Regions from separate parts of the Homo sapiens genome. Here region 1 is linked to region 2. Evidence: chromatin contacts called from ENCODE Hi-C or POLR2A ChIA-PET data. All regions are on one chromosome and are shown on one strand. The core of a region is the stretch at or near the end of the contact, and the rest is flanking DNA. Distances in the headings are between cores, read along the strand shown.

What was found. Hi-C counts contacts between places; a loop is a spot of excess contacts on that map. ChIA-PET counts read pairs that join two places held with the same protein, here RNA polymerase II (POLR2A).
Region 1: a map of PC-3 shows a loop between it and region 2 (4-fold over the local background). The contact joins the promoter of PLSCR2 here to the enhancer-like site in region 2. A Hi-C loop is called at or near these places in 1 of 168 maps with a recorded cell type or tissue (PC-3). POLR2A ChIA-PET finds 5 or more read pairs at or near these places in 2 of 52 experiments (A549 and Panc1).

What each region holds. Positions count from the first base shown.
Region 1 is chr3:146,468,071-146,471,603 of GRCh38, reverse strand. It overlaps PLSCR2 (phospholipid scramblase 2), which reads left to right and starts at 2,043. Exons shown (of 8, transcript NM_001395437.1): 1 at 2,043-2,109. RefSeq lists an enhancer at 1,985-2,054.
Region 2 is chr3:146,419,576-146,423,388 of GRCh38, reverse strand. It overlaps a transcript of PLSCR2 not described here. Among named protein-coding and RNA genes, the nearest start is that of PLSCR2, 48 kb to the left of the region's middle. Within about 2 kb of position 1,433, at least 2 of the 41 ENCODE cell types and tissues checked have a DNase peak (open chromatin) inside an H3K27ac peak, as active enhancers do; they include PC-3 and Panc1, where a contact is called at or near this core.

The sequences.
Region 1 (3,533 bases), core at 794-3,293, 48 kb before region 2:
CAGAGTGAAACTCTGTCTCAGAAAAAAAAAAAAAAAAGAATTGTATCTTATTTAACATACCCACAATATATAAAGACCACTAACAAATCAGCAAGAGGGAAAAAAATCCCAATCCAACAACAATAACAAAATGAGCATTATATTTCAGACAAATCACAGAATAAAACTGTAAAATAATTAGTAATCATATGAAAAAGTCCTCAATCTCATTAACAATCAGAATCAACAAACAAAAAATAAGATAATGCTTGCCATTCACAGTAGGAAACATTTAGAATTGGTATTCTAGAATCGAAGAGGTGTGGAAAAATTAGAAATCCCATGACTTATTGGTAAAAGAATAAAATGTTTTTTTTATTGTATACAGAAAGATATGTGCAAAGATGATGACTACAGCACAATTTATAATTGATAAAACTTGGAAACAGTACCTAGATTATTAGATCAATGACACAGTTCTGTATTAGAGGGATAGAGATTTCCAAGATGCACTGTTAGGTGAAAAACACATCAGAGAAGAGCTGTATAAAATAATCCTCTTTATGTAAAAAAAAAACAAAAAAACAAAAACACTGTGTAGCTGTGTATATACTTATTTGTATGTATATAACATTTACTGAGCGCTTACTCTATGGCAAACATCATTCTAAATTCTTTATATATTTTAACTTCCTTAATCATCATAAAAATCCTCTGTGGTAGATACCATTACTACTCTCATTTTACCGATTAGAAAACAGGCAAAGAGATTGTCAAGTAATTTTCACAAGTCACAGGCACAGGAAGTAAAAAAGAAAGAATTCAAACTCAGGTAGCTCGATTTTCCTTCTTCCTTTTTCTATCTTATTTTCTCAATTTCTTTCTCCACCTTCCTCCCTTCCATTCCCTTTTTTCTTCCCTCCCCCCACCTCTCTTAGTGTGTCTTCAAATGTTTGTGTCAACCTTGGTTAGCAGGGTAATCGGGAGAACAGCACCGGGAATGGAGAGGGTGAGGTTTCATTTTTCTCCATATATGGTGTTATTGTTTGGAAGATCATGTGTTTTTGTTTGTTTGTTTGAGACGAGTCTTGCTCTCTCTCCCAGGCTGGAGTGTAGTGGCTGGATCTCGACTCACTGCAACCTCTGCCTTCCGGGTTCAAGCGATTTTTCTCCTGCCTCAGCCTCCCCAGTAGATGGGATTACAGGGGCACACCACCACACCTGGCTCATTTTTGTATTTTTAGTAGAGACGGGGTTTCACCATGTTGTCCAGGCTGGTCTTGAACTCCTGGTCTCAGGTGATCCGCCTGCCTCGGCCTCCCAAAATGCTAGGGTTTCAGGCGTGTAAATAAATTTTTAAAAAATCAGTAGAAACGTCAGTGCAATATGTATTTATTTATTGCATGAGGGTGTGCCAGTTGCAGGCACACCCTGAAAAATCAAAGGCGCGTCCTGAAAAATTAAACATTCTACACGCCTCATCATTTTCACTCTTAACTTAAAAATGCCTTTTGTTGGAAAGAAAAGGGAGAAGGGCAAGGGCTAGAGATAAAATAATCTCGACCGCTCCTCTTTTGTAGTCTAAGCTCCCTCACCTTGAAAAGCTACAGGCTTCTAAGGGATGGAGGTCAAGAGCAGAGTTAAGGAAGTTCCCGGGGTAGGCCACTCCCCGCCTGATGATTTTCCAGTTCCAGCTGGTGTCGACGTCCCAGTTCATCTGTGCCCTTAACCACCGGAGAAACGTTTCCGGAGTCTCTCCAAAGAGCAAAAAAGGGGACGGGGATGGGGAGAGGGAGACGGGACGGGCTGGGCGGCAGCTGCGCGTCGCACACGGCGTGGGGGGGTGGGTGCAGTCGCGCCCCCAGCTCGGCCGCGCTCCAGCAGCAAAGCCGGATCCTCTGAGCCCGCGCAGGGACCAGGGGAGGGAAGCCTTGTTGTACCCTTGGGGTCCAGAAACCTAAACTAGGGGCTGCTGCAGGTGTAGACTCTGAGGCTGGTCCAGGCCCCTTTTCCGCCGACTTCCGGGAGGGCTGTGCAACAGGTGTGCCTGGCAGTCACGGGGCAGACGGGAGGAAGCCACGCTAGGACCTCGGCTCGCTCAGGGCTGTGCGGGAGCAGCTGCAGCCACGGGTAAGGGGGCGGCTTTCTCAGTCGCCTCCCTATGGGACTGGGGTGTGCCTGGCTAGTGGGGACGATGCTCCGCCCCATAATTGTGTTTGCGTCAGAGGGCGGGGCAAGGGCCCAATGGGCCGCGGGAAGCGACACCTGAAGTGGAACGGAAACTCGGCAAGGGGCCCCAGGCGGCCCAGCTGTACCCTGGCTCACACCAGAACCGTTCGAATGACAAGGGGTGTCCTGCCTGAAAACGCCTTGCGGGGCTCAGCTTCCCCTTAGCTACACTGCTTTACAGGTAGAGAGCGGCCCTGAATCCTGGGCAGAGTCTGGGCTCAGGAGCATGTGCCAGCATAGTGGGGCTATTAGAAGGGACGGTTAATACAGCCTGCAAGCTGTCATTTATCAGTAAGTATTCAATGAAGTCCGCCAGGAGCCCACGTCTATGCTAGGCCCTCTACAATACCAGCTTAGGAAAGATAGTGGCGGTATGTAGCGCGGTTCCTAAGACCATTAGCTCCAGTCAGGCTCCCCGACTTTAAATTCGGCCTCTACTGCTTCACATCTGTGGACTGTCAGCCACTTTCTTCATATATGTTCTTTCCATTGCCTCATTTCTGAAATTGTGTAAGTATTAAATGAGCTACAGAGTATTACACTGAAATTTGGCACATTGGGAGAATGTGAGATTTTTTGTTTGTTTTTCAACGAAATAGGAACATAAATGCAACGGACATGAATCATGAATAATTTCAATTCAGCTAGTTACTGAGCTGTACAGCATTAAGTAAACATTTTATCTTTATGGGCTTAGTTTTCTCATTTATAAAGAAGAAAGGAAAACTCCTATTTGTGAGGGAGGTCTGGGTTGTTAGGAAAGGTTTTTGAGCAGTAATTAATGTGTGTTAATGTAAAGTTCTTAGAGCAGTGCCTGGCACTACAGAAAGTACTCAGTGAAAGTTAGCGTTTATTATTTTAAATATTTGACAAAGTCCCTGCCTCTCCAAGCTGACTCTCTGGTTCCCATGTGGTTTCATTCATTCACTGTTATTTCTGGAAGTCTTGGCATGGCCACTTGCCAGTTGCAGGAACAGGCAGTCGTTGTTTCTTCCCGCTTATGACACTGAGATACATGGTTAGTACCAGTGACACTTAGAAGTGTCAGGCGGTTTGGGGGCTCCTTTCTTTCTTGAACTTTTCCTAAGAGCAAACCTTTCTCTTATTGCCACCCTGATGTTTACAATAGAAGGGTTTTGAGCAATGAACAAGCACAAGGAAATGAAAAACACATACAAAGGAAAATGAGTGGATTGCTGCAGTTGGATAGACAAGTGTAAAATACCTGGGTCTCACTGTACATGAAGCAGCCTTCAGATCTGTAAGGGAACTATTCTTACTGACTGAAAAGAGCAAAATAATACTGTACACTCATTGTTGAATTA
Region 2 (3,813 bases), core at 184-2,683:
CTGATATTGAATAGAAGTAGAAAAGGTTATCAATTTTACTTCCAAGTTAAAATATTGTTAACTAAGTAGAGTTAATATTAAGTTTCTTGTGAGAATCTAGCCAGGGAGAGAGAGAGAGAGAGAGAGAGAGAGAGAGAGAGAGAGAGAGAGAGAGGCACTGCAAGGAGAGGAAAGAGACAGAACCAAAGAATCAAGAATGTTTGCATTCTTGAGCCCACAATAGTGTAAGGACATAAGAATGTAGTGGGAGTCTAGCCAATCTGGGCTTAGGTCTCAGTCACAGCTGAATATATGCAAACTTCTTTCCCACAGACCCTCCAAATGGGATGCCCATACACACTGCCGACATCCTAATAAGCAAAATGTTATAATATCATAGTATTATAAATACTATAAGAAATATAGACCTCTGATTTATCTAAAGGGTGGTCCATTTTTATTTTTGGCTTCATTTGTGGCAGTGTCCTGCTTTATTTCACAGATCACAAACCTATTATTATACCAGGTTTACCCCTATGCTTCTAGGTTTTGGGAGTTAATGTTTGGAGAATTATATGCACTGAAGTGAAGAGTAATTTAGAGTTACAGCCACATATAGACTTATTTGTGTTCCATTGGAGGAAGGTCTTGGGAGAAATTTGTTCTACAAATGAACAAAGAGAATAAATAATTTGAAACATGTCAAGTACATTGACCAGCTTGCTCACTAAGAATCTGTCTTCTTGTTTCCCTTGTTGGCTCAAGTCAGAACCAGTGTAGCTAATAAATTATGCAGTGCATAGCTGTTCCAACTTGGTCCGCTAAGTGGAACCATGTATAACCAGTTCCATCAATGGGAAACCCGGAAACTGGAATGATGAAAGTTTATTTTCTGATGACTGTGATAACACCAGTCATAGCTGTCTTCAATTAGGTTGCTGTCCCTGTCCTCTCTATTTACCAGGAATTTCAGCCACCTGCAGGCTGGGTGGGTGGAGAAAAAGGAGTTACAATTTATATAAATAAGAAATAAAGAAAAGACAAAAATAACACAAAAACACTTTGTGTGGGATTTGGATCAGCTACGTTCATGGGCCAGTTTTTTAATCTGTGACTCAAAATCTAAAATATCACCCTGGAGACTTGAATTATCAAGCAATTCCTGCAGATTCCTGTTTGTTTTCTTGTTTAATATTACTCATACCAGATCACACTCTGACTTCTAGGCATGAATGATGTGAATGAAGTTCTCTCAGAGAAACTCCTCATGGAGGTGCCAGCCAGAATGGGTAGAAAAAGGTAACCCTGATGCCAATAGAAGATTAAAGACAATATCTTATATCTGTGCACTTGTATGTCTCTGAGAGCTTTGTTTTATGACTCATATTGACCAGAACTGAATCTGTTAGCCATCGCTCATGACTCAACTGCCTGCTGGGGCCAGGCAAATAAGATAAATACATGATGCTGTAGATGTCTTAAAAGACAGCCAAGAATGAACAAAGGTAGGACACTGAAAGTGCTGCTCAGCTAATGTCTCTCAAATTAAAAACAAATACGCAAACTATTTTTCTGGCTAAGCCCTCACCTGTTCTGGCCTGATTTGGCCCAAAGGTCCCCATTTGCACTAACCTACCAATTGTGTTGTCACACCCATTCACTACTTTCAGAAGCAGACGACTTATAAACACATGTGAGTATTCATAGAACTAATTACCTTCAAAATTCTGAATGGAATGTTTATTGTTGTGGTGGCTTGGATCTCCCCATCTTAGACTCTTCCTAACAGCAACTTTGAGAGACAGTGGGTTGTGGGCCAGACAGAGGACCAAACCGTTTCAACTTACCTGTCAGATAGCCATTCCACATGTAGTTTCCAGAAACTATTCTGTTTCAAATGTTGATGTCCATAACTGACAACTGCCCTTTGTTTATGTCTATAGTCCTTTTCATTGCTGATCTAATTGAGATTTTATATATCTCACACCAAGAAATAGTAGTCTTCAGGCTAAAGAATCTATAACCTTTCTGATGCTTCATTGCTGCTGATCTAATATGAGATAAAATTCTGCTCTCTTTTGTAGAATATGCCTAGGTTTCTGGGTTTAGTATATTATAAATATGAGAGACCCACATAGATCTTCAGTATACAAAGTAGGAGGCAGACATTTATGTTTGTATCTAGGTGACACAGAAATAAACAACATAGATGCAGAGTAAAAAAGTCTTCAACCCCATCTTTCTTCTGATTTATGATTAAACATTTCTGTAAAATATATATGTACAAGCCTCTTTTGTCCTGCCCTAATACATTTTCTCCATCTATACTCTCCACTTTCCTTCCATGGCCCATCACAGCTGCTTCTGCTGTTTCTCTTTGGGATATCTGGGTTCTCTTTTTAGCTCTTTCATTAATAAATCTAAGTGACCACACAACATCTCTAAGGCTCATCTTTTTGATCTATTAAACTGAGATGAGATTTGAACTAGGAATAATCTATAAGGTCCCACACTGAACCAACTACGAATCTTTTTTGTATGTATGAGATTTCATGAATTCAGCCAGAATTTTATTCTAGAATTAACAAACCTATAATTGGGCTGAAGCATAATACAATACGCCTATTTTCTCTAAGGATTCAGGTAAATTATCCATTTTATATAATTGTGTGGTCATCACTGTTGTTTGAAGATCTATAATATAGAAAGTATTTATATCATGACAATATTTAAAAATTGTTTGTATTTCATGTTCACCAGCAGCAATATATTGCTTTATTAAACTAGAGATAATCAATAATAGAGCAACAATTTAAAGTTGAGATTCTTTGAGAAAACAATTGAAAGACAACCAATTTATTCAGCATGATTGCTTTATATCTTTTTGCTTGGTTACAAGTGTTAAAAAAATCAACACAGCGTTACTTAGCAAACATTAAAAACACATATATTTATATGTACATATACAACTATATATACAATATTACACTGTATAAAACCAATATATTTATTGAAAATATAGAAAAATTAATAAGTAGGTAATTGGAATTTTTTAGAAGTGTATTTGTCATTTATATATTTGTGTATTTACCAGTGCACATAGATGCTATATTTTGATTTGTTTCCTAGTAATAGTCTCCCTACATATGTTGATTATTTTACACAAATTTAGAGTGAGGGTGTCTGAAAATCTACTCCTCTATAAAAGCAATCAGAATACTGGTAAAACTTGTCAACATCAATCTTCAGAACTTGGAAAATTAACCAAAGGCTTGCAACAATCTGAAGAGCATTTATTCAAGAAAAATGGGAAAATCTCAGTAAGAAGAGTGAGCTTTGTGACATTTTGATTTACCTTATTTCCATCACCTTCTCCTCAGCATCACAGAAGTCTTGGAATTCAACTACCTTGAAGTTACAGTAGCCATAATGTGATTGATAGAATAATGGCCCCCAAGGATGTGCAAATCACAATCCCCCAAACCTATAATTACGTTGTCCTAAACAGCAAAAGTTACTGCACATATGTGATTAAGTTAAGGGCTCCAAATATGGAGAAATTATCTTGTATTGTCTATGAGGCCTCGATATAATCACAGGTGACCTTATAGGACAAAGGCAGAAAGTAAAAGAGGGAAGGAGACGCTATACTGCTGATTGTGAAGATGGAGGAAGGAGGCCACAAACCAAGGGATACAGGCAGCCTCTGGAACATGGATAAGGCCAGAAAACAAAACAAAACAAAACCTGAAACAAAACATATTTTTTGTTTCCTTAGAGCCCCTAGAAAGAATAGAGTCCTGCCGATTCAAGTTTGATTTCTTAACTTCATAA